Regions from separate parts of the Homo sapiens genome. Here regions 1 and 2 are each linked to region 3. A link is a contact called in ENCODE Hi-C or POLR2A ChIA-PET data. All regions are on one chromosome and are shown on one strand. The core of a region is the stretch at or near the end of the contact, and the rest is flanking DNA. Distances in the headings are between cores, read along the strand shown. Region 1 holds the start of RBSN (rabenosyn, RAB effector). Region 2 holds the start of RPL32 (ribosomal protein L32). Region 3 has its middle 11 kb from the start of WNT7A.

The links. A loop is a pair of places that touch in the nucleus more often than their neighbours do. ChIA-PET counts read pairs that join two places held with the same protein, here RNA polymerase II (POLR2A). Pooled maps may share reads with other maps.
Region 1: a loop to region 3 is called in a map of CD4-positive, alpha-beta T cell, with 5 times the contacts of the local background. The contact joins the promoter of RBSN here to the enhancer-like site in region 3. A Hi-C loop is called at or near these places in 2 of 168 maps with a recorded cell type or tissue (CD4-positive, alpha-beta T cell and CD8-positive, alpha-beta T cell) and 7 of 50 pooled maps. POLR2A ChIA-PET finds 5 or more read pairs at or near these places in 1 of 52 experiments (PC-9).
Region 2: a loop to region 3 is called in a map of CD4-positive, alpha-beta T cell, with 4 times the contacts of the local background. The contact joins the promoter of RPL32 here to the enhancer-like site in region 3. A Hi-C loop is called at or near these places in 1 of 168 maps with a recorded cell type or tissue (CD4-positive, alpha-beta T cell) and 5 of 50 pooled maps. POLR2A ChIA-PET finds 5 or more read pairs at or near these places in 1 of 52 experiments (CD4-positive, alpha-beta memory T cell).

Annotation. Positions count from the first base shown.
Region 1 is chr3:15,097,492-15,102,108 of GRCh38, forward strand. RBSN (rabenosyn, RAB effector) reads right to left here and starts at 1,657. Exons shown (of 14, transcript NM_022340.4): 1 at 1,544-1,657; 2 at 628-783. RefSeq lists a silencer at 445-524 and enhancers at 862-1,726, 1,615-1,744.
Region 2 is chr3:12,839,371-12,844,262 of GRCh38, forward strand. It overlaps RPL32 (ribosomal protein L32), which reads right to left and starts at 2,195. Exons shown (of 4, transcript NM_000994.4): 1 at 2,124-2,195; 2 at 772-872; 3 at 1-160. The coding sequence starts at 867. It overlaps SNORA7A (small nucleolar RNA, H/ACA box 7A), which reads right to left and starts at 1,080; the gene lies at 942-1,080. RefSeq lists enhancers at 555-1,493, 1,494-2,430, 2,524-2,773.
Region 3 is chr3:13,888,610-13,893,511 of GRCh38, forward strand. No RefSeq gene overlaps it. Among named protein-coding and RNA genes, the nearest start is that of WNT7A, 11 kb to the left of the region's middle. Within about 2 kb of position 2,307, at least 7 of the 41 ENCODE cell types and tissues checked have a DNase peak (open chromatin) inside an H3K27ac peak, as active enhancers do; they include CD4-positive, alpha-beta T cell and CD8-positive, alpha-beta T cell, where a contact is called at or near this core.

The sequences.
Region 1 (4,617 bases), core at 407-2,906, 1.2 Mb after region 3:
GCAACAAGAGCGAAACTCCATCTCAAAAAAGTAAATAAATAAATAAATAAATAAATAAATTGATTTGGGGCCTAAACACTTCAGGGCTTAATAAGTTACATTCTCTTTCTTACTGGCTCATGGCAAAGTCACTTCCAATGTCACCTCATCAAGACACCCAGTCACAAGAGAAATTGAGACAAAACCATTCCACAAAAGCAGAGAAATTTCTCCCCAAGAACCTGGGGATACAAGCCACAGTATATAGTGAGGGGAGATGTGTGACCCTCAGCTTTGGATGGACTGTAGAAGACCACCGAGGAGGGACTGCCTGGTCCTCAAAGCTGAAGGGTGGCAGCAACTCAGAAAATAAACAAATGAGACACCAGGTCCCTATTTTTTCCCTCTAGTTAAGAAACCCAGTGACTTCATAACTTTTCCACTGGAATATAGCAGCCCTAGGTCTGGCCTGTTCCCTCCCCAGCCAGTGGTTCATCTGATGCTGACTCTGACAGCTCCCTTTCTTCCCATGCACTCACCCCTAACGACCACAAATAACACAAAGCCCACCACATCCATGCCACACAACCACCCTTCACGCCTCAGCCCAAACCCAAACCTCACTTCCTCAAAAGAAATGCCTCTTACTCAGAGCATCAGAATGGACTTCTCCTTCACAGCACTCATCTCAATTTATAACCGCAGGTACATACGTGAAGTGACCAAGTAAGACTGTAAAATCTGGGAGGGCACAGACTCTATATGTTTTCCACTTCGCCGTCTCCCCAGGGTTTAGCACAGTACCTGGCACACACAATGAAGCAGCACAATAAAGCTCCATGAATGAACGAAGAAATGAATGAACTCCAAAATCATATAACTAAGCATACACCATAAAGAAATCTAACACAACCACCGAATTGGACCCCACAACCATAACTGAACACATAAGCAAGCCCCTCGCACTCTAAATCACGTAAAAAGTAAAAAAAATAAAAATAAAAAAAATAAATATAGCTACATGTTCTGCAGCCGTACATCCAGCATGAATGTCACCCCGCCACATGCCGCATCGACGACACATCCCACAGCCGCACTCAACCCGGCCTCACGATCGCAACCACAACCCACATAACTAACATGATTATACACACATCGCATGACCACACACAACACGAACGACTCAATCCCGTGAAGCAGACATGACAACGTCACACATCGCACAGACACCACACAAAACACTCCGAACATCTCCACACGAACTCAGAATACAAACGCTTCAGCTTTACACAACCAGAGAATCAAACACAACCGCTCGGGAGACAAGCACCCACCCACTCCACCCACAGCTGCACAACCAAACCCAAGTGTATACGCCCCGCGTAACCGCACAACCACACAGAGCCCAATCATCAAAGGCACACACAAGCGAAACGCACGGCCTGAAAGCCCCATCTCCCACCTCTCACGTCACACCCACCACAACCACACACGGCCCGCCCGTCTCCGTTCTGGAGGAGTCGTGTCCCCGCCCCCCAGACTGGGCCTGACCCTCTGTATGTACCCTGCCGGGCTCCTGCGGGCACCCAGGTTTGTCCCCCCCTTCAGGCCCGGGCTCTGGGCCTCCACCGTCCGTCACTCAGCCGCAGCCGCCATCTCCATCGGTCGCTCGGAACTCGGCAGGTGCGCCTGCGGCGGCGACGAAACCGGAAGACAAGCTGGTAGACGCCTGTCGAGCGCCGAGTCTTCGAGGGCGCGAAAAGGGCGGATACGGATTCGAATAGTGGAGGGCGGGCCGGCGGCTTCTGCGCAGGCGCTTTCCGAACGAGGGAGGGGATGGTGGGGAGCGGAGAGAAAGTGGGGCTCGGTAATTTTGTGCGGTTCTTACGTCCCGAATTCGAACTAATAGCGCGTCAAAGCCAGCCAATGGCTCTGCACCGCCTTGTACAGGTGGGAAAGCTGAGACCAGTAGATCTTTGGCTCTTGACCAAAGTGCACAAAGAATAAGGCAGCCAAGGAATCAAAGTTCCTGAGAGCTAGAGACAGAAAAAATATTCAGGGGACGTGGAGGCGATGGAAAGTCCAAGAATAGAACCACATGAGAGTGGAGACTTGGTATGAGAAGGTGTATCCCGGGGTGTACAGCATGGCCAAGCCTGTGGAAAAGATGGCATTTTCAAAAGGCAGGACGATTGATCAGCCAGGACCTACCCCGTGCCTACGCTGTGCTGGGTACCACGGGGTATAGAGAGGCAAAACCTCATCCCAGTCCCGGAGACCTATTTGCTTTGTGCCCTGCACACGTTCTGGACCTTAGCAATAGCCAGCCTCTAGGAGCAAGAGCTGCAGAGAACGATGGGACGATGGGACGATCCTGGGCCTCCGTTTACATCCCTGCAGTGTTACTGGCCCCCTTTTACAGAAGTAAAATGGGGATGATAATGATAGTCTCCGCTTCACAGTGTTGTGAAGATTGAGGTAATTGCACGGTAGGTAGGTAGGTAGGAGGGTGTCCTGCATATTGGCTTTGCCCATCTCACTTTCCCTGCCTCCAAAAAGTCTTCCCCACCTGGTCTCTGGACAGGAGCACTGAGCCTCCATCACCTTCCATTTAAGGACATGGGGCTCCGGACTTGGAGAGCATTGAGTTTTTGGAAAGCAATCACCAGTGAAAGGGCAGTGAACTAGGGGTCTAGAGATCTGGGTTCTAGCCCTGGCTGTACGTTACTTTGTGGCTTTGAGCAGGTCCTTTCCCCTTTCTTCGCCTGAGTTCTCTCATCTGTACAAAAGAAATTGGCTCCAGTGACTTAGCCTTTTCTCTCAATCTGATGGCCAATTTTTTTTTAACGTTACAACATCTGCAGGAGCGAATAATGACTTCCCTTTGTTTACTGATGGAGACAAGGAAGAGGCTTCCTAACCTGTCAGAAGCAAAGCAACATGCCAAGCTCCCCGTCTCCATCACTAGCTTCTGCCTTAGGTCCCAAAAGCCAGGACTTTGGGAGTAAAACCACCCTTTTGAAAGTCTGAAGCCACCGAGGTCCCAAAACGAGCCACACTTACAGGCAGGACTATGTTTTGGGTAGGGCAATGAACGTTTATTAAACCATCATGATTTTTGCTTGTCATTTTATCATTTACAAAAAACATATTTGGTCGGGCGCGGTGGCTCACGCCTGTAATCCCAGCACTTTGGGAGGCCGAGGTGGGCAGATAACTTGAGGTCAGGAGTTCAAGACCAGCCTGGCCAACATGGTGAAACTCTGTCTCTACCAAACATATAAAACATTAGTCGAGTGTGGTGTCGCTCGCCTGTAATCCCAGCTACTCAGGAGGTTGAGGCAGAAGAATTGCTTGAACCCAGGAGGCAGAGTTTGCAGGGAGCCAAGATTGTCCCACTGCACTCCAGCCTGGGCAACAAAGTGAAACTCCACCTCAAAAAAAAAAAAAAAAAAGAAAGAAAAGAAAAGAAAAAAATATCATATTCATCATTTCATTTGCTCAAAAAAGCAATAGCTATGTGGCCTCAACTTGTAAGTTAATTCTGGAAATCACAGTGGATTGGGCACTGCTCTTGATATTGTTTCTTTTTTTTCTTTTTTCTTTTTTTTTTTTTTTTTTTTTTGAGGCAGAGTCTCACTCTGTCCCCCAGGCTGGAGTGCAGTGGCGTGATCTCAGCTCACTGCAAGCTCCGCCTCCCAGGTTTATGCCATTCTCCTGCCTCAGCCTCCCGAGTAGCTGGGACTACAGGCACCCGCCACCACGCCCGGCTAATTTTTTGTATTTTTAGTAGGGACAGGGTTTCACTGTGTTAGCCAGGATGGTCTCAATCTCCTGACCTCGTGATCCATCCGCCTCGGCCTCCCAAAGTGCTCGGATTACAGGCGTGAGCCACCGCGCCTGGCCGATACTGTTAATGATAATGACAAAGACCTTCCTATATGCTTCACACTTCATCAAAAGTACTTTCTTTAATCCTTTAGGCAACTCTATGACTATTTCCAGTTTGATAATAATAAAAATGACTAATATTTACTGAGGGATTTGCACATGCCAGACACTGTTCTATGTGCTTTCCATATCTTAACTCATTTCATTCTCACACAACCCAATGATGTACAAACTATACAAAATGTAATAATATTCCCATTCTATAGAAGGGAAGCTGAGGCACAGAGAGGTTAGGTGACTTGCCCAGGGTCACCAGCTGGTGAGCCTTGAACCCAGAGTCACCTTGCCTTGAGGCTTTCACAATCCCCACTTTTCCTTCCTCTGTGAAGTGCTGATAGACTTCCTGTACCTCCTCAGCTTCCTCCAGGCACCACTCCTGTACTGGGCATAGAGAGGGGATGTAAGCCAATTAGTTCAAAACAGAAATGTGCACGTGCACACAGATGCTCTGGTGTGAGAGGAGAGACCAGCAGAGTCCCCTGCAGGAATTCACGAAAGGTTTCCCAGAAGCGGGCAGCACGTGAGCATGGTCCTTGGGTAGAAACGATTGGGAAGGGCCTTCCAGGCCAGGGGAACAGCATATGCAAAGGCATAGTTATGGAGAAGAACATGAGTCCTTTGAGAAACTCACAGAAAAGTTCATTCACACATAGAGGGATGATATCAAGCCACTCCTCCTTGTTCCCA
Region 2 (4,892 bases), core at 945-3,444, 1.0 Mb before region 3:
CCAGCTCCTTGACGTTGTGGACCAGGAACTTCCGGAAGCCACTGGGCAGCATGTGCTTTGTTTTTTTGTTGCTTCCATAACCAATGTTGGGCATCAAGATCTGGCCCTTGAATCTTCTACGAACCCTGTTGTCAATGCCTCTGGGTTTCCGCCAGTTACGCTGAAGGAAATAATACACAGGTGGGTTAGCGTCTGTGCAGAGTGCGAACTCTTCCTTTTGGGGAGGGAAAAAAAGGACCAAATGAAAAGGAAGTATGCCACACAGTAGTTGCCTTTGGTAACAGGACTTCACTATTTCCTTACTTTTTTGGTGGGAAAAACCAGGAGCTCGTGGCTTTAGCCACTAGGGATGAAGGCACCCCCACCATTGCCACTCCCAAGCAATGGAGGAGGCACCAATGGGATGCGAGGGGACTGTGTAGATACTGAGATGGCAAGCACAGCTGCAGACACTGCTCTCAGCACCTGAGTTTTCTTGTCTATAAAATAGGGATCCTGCTGTCACAAGGCAACCCAAAATACAGGACACAAATGCAAAGCCCTCTGAACACATCAAAACGGCCAAATGTCCCTTTTCATTAAAGTTTCGCTTCACACATCAAGAGACATAAGTACCAGCACTAGGGCACACTGGGGGAGACCTGTATTTCTACAGAAAGCTCTTCCACAAGCCAGTTCATCGGTCAAAGATAATCCTGACTAGGTGATGTCAGAAACTGTTGGAAACTCTTTTCTTCACCCCACACCCATTTCCATCCCAGGACCACATACCTTAATTTTGACATATCGGTCTGACTGGTGCCGGATGAACTTCTTGGTTCTCTTTTTGACGATCTTGGGCTTCACAAGGGGTCTGAGGGCGGCCATGATGCCTTTTGGGGAAGAAGCGGCCCCAGGTGAGGAAGAATCCTGGAAGGAGGCTTTCCTGCCCAGGGACTGAACACTGTCGCAGAGTGTCTTCCAATCGCCAGCTACGGAGCAAGCTGGGAATGGAATGGGTGCCTCTGCCAGGCTTGCTTTCCCTCCCTTTCCGAAGCTGGCAGAATACTAGGCACTCTCCAGATGCGATCCCAGGAGGTCAAGGGTCACCTCACCCACTCAGAGCCCAAAGAATGCCAACAGCTGAGCAAATCAAAACTGACCCCAAGACACTCTCAATTTGCAAGGGGCAGCAAATCCCACCCCACCAGTGTCCGAACCCCCAGATGGTCCTTCCGGTAGTACTGGCCTTGACCATCTACTTGAACCTGAGTCTTTTCCTCACCTGTAAAATGAAGATGACACTGCGCGCTGAATGCCTGCAGTGCCTGTCACAGGGTAAATGTTCAATAAAACCTTCTAATTCCCTAGGGAGCTGCTGCGCTACCACACCCTCAACACACACAAAACCACCATATACCTCTGAAGATGCCTCAAACCTGGAGATCTTCCAGTATCAACTCACACCTTCCTCAGTGTGGTCTTCCGAGCCATTGATTTCCTACAGCAGCACCCCTTCTGCTCTCTTCGCAGCCATCAACTGGCCCAGAGTGGGTACTCAATGAACCACGTATTCAAAACGACTCTGCCTTCTGGCCCATGATATCCTCGAAGGCAAGGTGGGGGCAGTTGCATCTTCATATTCCCAGAGATACTACCAGAATTTCTGCCTGCAGCTGGACCAGCCGACCTACAGCTCGTCTTTCCTTGGCGGTCCCGCAGCAGCAGCCCTCGGGCCAGAGACTGCAGCGGAAGAAGCCGGCCATGGCATGAACGAATACACGTGGGCCGACATTGGTGAGCGCTGGGATCCACAGATCCCAGCTGAAAGCTGTCAAGCTGGGCCACCCCTGGTCGTCCCACGGCCCCCAGGAGACCCCGAAGTCTGGCCTCAACTAGCACCCTCCACCGCCAAGGAACAAACAAGCAGCCCGCAGCTCTGAATACAGGCGGAGGGCAGGAGGCTCTGGGACGCAAAGCCCTATCAACTCGGCGGCTTCGTTCTGTTCCTGTACACGCTCCAGTAAGCTGACAATAACAATACCCACAGACACTACCGCGCTGAAGGGGAGGCCTCCGCACCACTGGGCGACGGGGCCAGATGAATCCCGCAGGAATGCGGATTGCCACGGATTAACACTTACCGAGAAGGAGATGGCTGCCACCTCCGTAGGCAGCGCCGAGGAAGAGAGAAGGGACGGTGGCGCGCAAGGGCTGATGGGTCGTAACCCCTGGGTCCTAGCAGGGAAAAAGGCAAGCACTTCCGGCTCCGGCTCTTTTAAATAAAATAAAGACACGTCAAAAAATAATGCCGCAAAAATTCTGAGTATACATGTTTTAATAGACAATAATAACTAGGAATAGGACTGAGAAATGTATTCTACCTATCCTTGGGACTACGTAGAAATTTGGAATTCTTTCTGAGCTAATAAGACCTGGTGGAGGGAGGAATTTACTTCCGCCAGAAGTCGAAGCCAATCCGCTTTTGGGCTATTTCCGCCCGCGTTTCTTCTACTCCGAAGTGCGCCTCTTAGTGGTCAGAAGAGAACAAGACAGAGACTTCCTAATAATTTCATCACCGAATTTAGACAGTAAATAGTAACGAAAACAGCTAACATGCGATGGAGTTCACTATGCCTACCACAATTCTATAACGTACCCCTATTATTGTCTCCATTTTGCATATGTGGAAGATGAAATTTGGAGACTTGACTCCAAACTCCACGCTTCTAACCACTGGGCGAAACTGCCTAGTTTTTCTTTGTTCATTTTTTAGAAATGGGGTCTCACTCTGTTGCCCAGGCTGGTCTTGAACTCCTGGGCTCAAACGATTCTCTCGCCTCAGCCTCCTGAGTAGCTGGGATTACGGGCACGAGCTACTGCCTAGATGTTTTTTGTTTTGTTTTGTTTTTTGGTTTTTGGTTTTTTTTAGACAGGGCCTCCCTCTGTCACCTAGGCTGGAATGCAAAGGTGCCATCTCACGGCTCACGGCAGCCCCTGCCTCCCAGACTGCCTAGTTTTTAAAGATGCTCTTGATTTGTTTTGCTTAGCTTTTGTATTTAAGATTATTGTGCAAATTGGCTGAGCACTATGGTTCACACCTATAATTCCAATACTTTGGGAGTCTGAGGTGGGAGATTTGCTTGAGCCCAGGAGTTCAAGACCGGCCTAGGCAACATAGTAAGACCCTGTCTCTACAAAAAATAAAATAATTAGCTGGGGCTGGTGGCGCATGCCTGTAGTCCCAGTTACTCGAGAGGCTGAGCTGGGATGATCACGTGAGCCCAGCAGTTCTAGACTGCAGTTAGCTGTGATAATGCCACTGCACTCCAGCCTGAGTGACAGAGCAAGACTCTGTCTCAACAACAACAAACCTATAAAGACAAATAACCCAATTGAAAAATGGGTAAAGAATCCAAATAGACATTTCTCTGTGGCCAATGAACACATGAAATGATCCACATCATTAGCCATCAGGGAAATACAAACTGGAACTGCAGTGAGATACCATTTCACACTCACTAGGACAGAGAAATGGGAATGTCCGTACAGTGCTAGTGCAAATATGAAATGGTGCAGTCACTTTGGAAAAGAATAGCATTTCCTCAAAATGTTAAACATAAAGTTACTGTAAGACCCAGCGACTGGGCGCGGTGGCTCATGCCTGTAATCCCAGCACTTTGGGAAGCTGAGGTGGGCAGATCACCTGTGGTCAGGAGTTCGAGTCCATCCTGGCCAACATGGTGAAACCCCATCTCTACTAAAGTTACAAAAAATTAGCTGGGTGTGGTGGCACATGCCTGTAGTTCCAGCTACTAGGGAGGCTGAGGCACGAGAATCACTTGAACTCAGGAGGTGGAGGTTGCAGTAAGTGGAGATCGCGCCATTGCACTCCAGCCTGGGCAACAAGAGCGAAACTTTGTCTCAAAATAATAATAATACATGAATTGGTGTCCCACAAAATGAAGATACTTTTTTTCTGATAAGAATATACACATAAGATTTATGTCAACTCAGTAATCATTCAGGAGGTTTTACTTCCTGAGATTTTTTTTAATGAAAACATTTTCTCAAGTTAGATTCCTAGGGTGTCTAAGTCAATGCCAAGAAAAGTTTGGAAAGACTTTGAGAGAAGGCCAGCCCAGCATCTTTCTTGTAAGCGGAGGTAGATTTGGTTTCACAGAGGCCTACTGGAAGTGATAAAAGGGAAGAATTCTTTAGGAATCACTTTAGTGTTTACTGTACATGCTAGGGACATAAATTTTTTTTAAAAAAAGGAATCACTGTGGTGTAAAATACTATTAAAATTTCTCTAAAAGTCTAGAGCTGGGCTGGATATGGTGGCTCACACCTGTAATCCCAGCACTCTGGGAGGCCAAGGCAGGAGGATTGCTTGAGGCCAGGCATTCAAGAGCAGCCTGGAAAACAAACCAAGACCTCATTTATATATTAAAAAAAAAATAGCTGGATTTGGTGGCACTCACTTTGCAGTCCCAGTTACTTGGGAGGCAAGGGCAGGAGGATTGCTTGAGGCCAGGCATTCAAGAGCAGCCTGGAAAACAAACCAAGACCTCATTTATATATTAAAAAAAAAAAATAGCTGGATTTGGTGGCACTCACTTTGCAGTCCCAGTTACTTGGGAGGCAAGGGCAGGAGGATTGCTTGAGCCAGGAATTGGAGGCTTCAGTGAGCTATGATGGCACCACTGCACTCTAGCTTGAGTAAATTTCACCTGCTGCAGACCTGCCTGTGTCTATGCGCTCCTAAAGAGCGGGAAGGAAACCATCAGTTTTGTCATCTGAAAGGGGAAAAGAGACGGGCAAACCTGGCCTTCTGCTCACTTCACAGGAATGCCGGAAGAGCCAGCAGAACGGGAAGTGCTTGGATCTTTGGGGGCATGGGCGTTTACGTA
Region 3 (4,902 bases), core at 1,057-3,556:
TCAGGGCCACTGTTTCTCAAACTACTATGTGCATCCAAATTACTTAGGTATGAAACAGATGCCCAGGTCCCCCTCAAGACCTCCCAAGTTGGACTTCCTGGCAGAGGTGGAGGGAAGTCTATCCCATCTCCACTGAGTAGTGGCCAACTGTGCTCAAACCTCTCTCAGGGAGAGCGGCTCACTCATCCCAGGGGAGCCCCTTGCATTTGGATACAATGGTGACTGGGACACTTCTTCCTCATACCAGTGAGAAATCAGCTGATAGAGGTTAGAGGGATCAGAGAAGGGAACAGTGGGTCCCCACTGTTCTGTGGCCCTTGATTTCTCCAGCTCAGAAATGGAGTAAGGCATGCCAGCTCTAAGTCTCTGTCTCTTCAAAAGGGATCTATGGACTCCCAGGTTTCCAGAGAGGAATGCTCAGGGCTCCAAGAATGAGAATTTCAAATGGTCTTTTTTTTTTTTTCATTTTAACATGAATCTAACATCCTCATATTTCAAACTATTAGGATGACCTCATTATAACTGATAACTGTCCTCTAATTAACTTTGCTGTTTGAGTTTGCATTTTTGCTTATGGTCATAAGGTTCCCAGGAAAACCACTTTTGTGATTTGGAGCCCAGGAGAAGAAAGCAGTAATTCACTGAAGCCCCTGCCCTGTGTGAAGAAAGGGTTAGGAGGAGGTGGGCTAGAGGAAAGGGGTTGGGAGGTTTGATTCATCTCATGACAGAGGGTGATAGATGGTGCCAAATTTAATGGGCCCTACATGGTGACAATTGACACCATGATCAGGCTACAAGCTGCCACTTGGCTTCAGCAAAGTAACATTCTCTGGCATATGTCAATTATCATTCATTTAAAAGTTAGATTTTCTGGTGTTTATGTTAGTTTATATTTCATCTGGAACTTGCAGATTTTAATAGCATAAGAGCCTACGCTTAGTTTTATGATAGTACATATCTAAGCAATGGTGTACTAAAAATTAGTTAAACCACCATTGAGTGTGTTTATTGGCCAGGGGGAGTAGTGTACAAGTTTCCCCTTTCAAGGAGCCCACATATCCCTCCAGCTTGAGAAACAAATCCCTGTTGATTTTGAAGGACCTCTGCATTCTCATGGTTTGTGAGCCCATGGATGGATCATCAGGTGGATGGGATTGTTTTAATTGAATTTGAGGTAAAGACCATTGTGAGGCCATTTTATACCAAATACCACCCGGTGAATATGTGTGTGTGTGTGTGTGTGTGTGTGTGTGTGTGTGTGTGTGTGTGTGTGTGTACTTTATGTTCTGCTGGCACCAGAATCCCCTGCAGGAGGGCTTGTTAATGCTCAGAGGGATGCCCACTGCCCAGGTTCACATTCAGTCCATCTGGGACTGAATGAAATGCACCCCAAAATGTGCATTTCTAACAAGTTCCCAGGTGATGCTGATGGCCACCCTTAGAGATCCAGAAGATCATCATCTGTGGGCTGGGAGGCAGGACTCAGGTCCACTGGCCTCTGTCCAGCCTGCTCTGGAATCCTGGGTAAGCCCCTTGTTCTGGGTGAGCCTCTGGACTCCCTACTTCCCATTCCTGCAATAAGAAGCTGGGACAAGTCTAGTGCCTCATCCAGGAGCAAGCATAAGCTCTGACACCTGGTTTGCCATTCGGAGTCTAAAGCCTGGTGTCTTATCAGTGAAGTTTCATGTCCACCCAGGAAGCCCCTGGAGCAGGAGGGCAGTGGCAGTCTTAGCTCCCTGCTTTGGGGAGACAAGCTGCGGAAACAGAAAGGCACACTCCCACTCCAAATCCCATCTCTGGCCCTGTGACCTTGTGCAAGTGACTGGTCTCCAGGGCTTCCCCTCATGTTGTAGGGTCACTGAGAAGTCCCTTCTGGAAAGCACCTGGATCTGGTGGGCCCTCTCAGACTCATCTGTGCGCTCCCAGCCACACTTTGCCTCACCGGCCGCTGGCCATCTGCCCGTGGGCTCCTGGTCACCTCGGGAGGAGAGCACTTATCACCATTCCACCCCCAAGGTCTTCCTCAGGATAATCTCCGGCCCGGGTGATTCATCTCATGGGCTGGGCCCTTCCTCTCGGGCCTGAAATATCTCCCTCCCCTCACCATTCCTGGGTCATGCCTGTGCCCCCAGCCATGTGACTTCCTCTGGGGACTGGCCCTGGGCCCCTGCCCTCCTGCCACCCCTCCACTCTCTAGCTAGCGACCCATTCTGGGCCTGCCATATCAGGCAGGGCTCAGCTGGGAGGGAGGAAGCCCACAGCTTGTTGTGCTGGGGAAAAAGTGCATCCCCACGTCCGGCCCCCACCCTGGCCCAGCCACACCTCTGCCTTTAGTGGGCTGGGCTTCCGGCACACATCCTGGCATGTCCTGGCCTGTTTATCACTTAGTTGCCACCTGGCGCTCTGCCCCTCATGCACACACATTCCCTGGGAGGCTTCTGGGGCTGGAGCAGAGTGGTTGGCCAGTATATCCCCCAGCTTTAGGGAGGCTGCCTTTCTCTGGAGCTAAGGATGGCTTTTTGGAGAAGACAGATCTGATCATATATCCCAGTTTCACTGTGGAATTACTGTGTGACTTTAGGCAAGTGAGTCTGCATCTCTGGGTCTTAGTTTCTCTGATTTTTAAATAGAAAGATAAATACCTTCATCTCCAGTTGTTGTGTGGATTAAATAAGATAATTACAAACAGACTGATGCTTGAACCCTACCTCCAACCACTTAAATCAGAATCTCTGTGGAGCATATAAAAAGCTTTCAGGGAGGTTCTAAGACACAGCCATGGATGGAACCCACTAGTATGGAATAGTTAATGGCTGAAGCTCTGGACTAGACCAACATGGATTTGAATTCTGGATCTGTTACATAATTATGGAGCCTTGATAGATTATTAGCCTCTCAGAGCTTCTGTTTACTTGTGTGTAGGATGGGGATAATAGTAATTACTTCCTAGTACTGTTATGAACATTAAATGAAGTAATAGATACTAGGTACTTTGCACACAGTGACTATTCCCTAAGTAAGTCAGGTGAGGAGAGGACAAGCCCTTCGTTCACCAGTTTACACAAGGCAGCTGGCTCTGTGCCTGGTCCCTCGATGGTACTTCAAATGAATATCTGTAAATGACTAAGTGTAGCTGTTTTCATTATTGTAGACTAAAAAGTAGTGAAAAATCTCAATTATCCTGAAGATAAACTTTTTCTGTCTTGTGACTGACTTTAGAAACTACATCTCCCAGCATCCTTTGCAGCTAGGGGCAGCCATGACTTTGTTCTGTTGAAAGAGATGTAGGTGGAAGCCCCTGGGCTTTCAGTTCCTTGAGTTTCCCCTTCCTCTGGCAGCCATCTTGAGAAGGACGGCCAAATGGAAAACAAGAAGGGACACGATGGCATGGTTGAGCTGCCATAGCAGCCCCGCAGCCTGCCTCTGGGCTTTTTTTTTTTAAGTGACAGAAAAATCTATTATTGTTTAGGCCTCTGGGTTGGGGGATTTTTGTTTCTAGTGGAAGAAAAACAGATGCATTGGGCCTCCTCATTGTCCTACTTTCTGTTCTTAGTCCTCCGTGTCCAAAAAAATCTAGAACCAGTCACCTGAATCACTAATTCCTTCTTTAGATCTCTAGGGCTGGGTTAGAGGCACTACAGGAAACCTGTCCAACCCTTAATCTGACCCCTTGAGGCAGAGTTAGCCCCGAGTCCTGTCCAGGCTCCTCTGGCAGCCCCAGAAAGTTCAAGAAGAGAGAGTGACTCCCTCCTTCCCTAGATGCCAATACCCAAGTCCAAAATCTCACAGCTGCCATGGGTCTCCTGAGCTCTCCCTCTGGAGAGGCAAATATTTGTCAGAATCTTGGCTCTGCACTGATTTGCCATGGGCAATGTGACTTTGAACAAGCCTTAATGTTCCTATCCATAAGGTGGGTCTATGGCAATCAAGAGATAAATCTAAATAAGAAATTCAGAAAGGGACACAGTGGCTCTTGCCTGTAATCCCAACACTTTGGAAGGCCGAGGAGGGCAGATCACTTGAGGCCAGGAGTTCAAGACCAGCCTGGCCAACATGGTGAAACCCCATCTCTACAAAAAAAAAAAAATTAACCGGGTGTGGTGGTGCATGCCTGTAATCCCAGTTACTCAAGAGGCTGTGGCATGAGAATCGCTTGAACCCAGGAGGCAGAGGTTGCAGTGAGCTGAGATCATGCCACTGGCACTCTGGCCTGGGTGACAGACCCAGACTCTGTCTCAAAAAAAAAAAAAAAAAAAAGAAACTAGGAAAGGGAAAAGTCAATGTATGACTAGAGGTGAGCAATGCTAACAAACCAACCCAGAACTACGATTAAATATTCAAGGGAAGGGAGGTGGCAGAATATTACAAGGTCTGTGAATATTACAGACCTTGGCATTATAAAATCAATAGCACTGCTGGGTGCGGCAGTGGCTTATGCCTGTAATCCCAGCACTTTGGAAGGGTGAGGCAGGCGGATCACTTGAGGTCACGAGTTCAATACCAGCCTGACCAACATGGTGAAACCCTATCTCTACTGAAAACACATACAAAAATTAGCTGGGCATTGTGGTGGGCTCCTATAATCCCAGCTACTCGGGAGGCTAAGGCAGAAGAATCGCTTGAACCTGGGAGGCGGAGGTTGCAGTGAGTCGAGATTGTGCCACTGCACTCCAGCCTGGGAGACAGCAAGACTCTGTCTCCAAAAAATAATAAATAAATAAATAAATAAATAAATAGAATCAATAGCCCAACGGCAGTATGTTAGGTGTGAGCATGATAGAAAGTGTGAAGGACTTAATTTTCTCATTCTTCATAACAGGGAAAAATAAATGCTAGGATTTAAACATGTAATTTAGCGGGGAGATGGCCCCTAATCTCTTAATGTTCTCCACAAACCTGGAG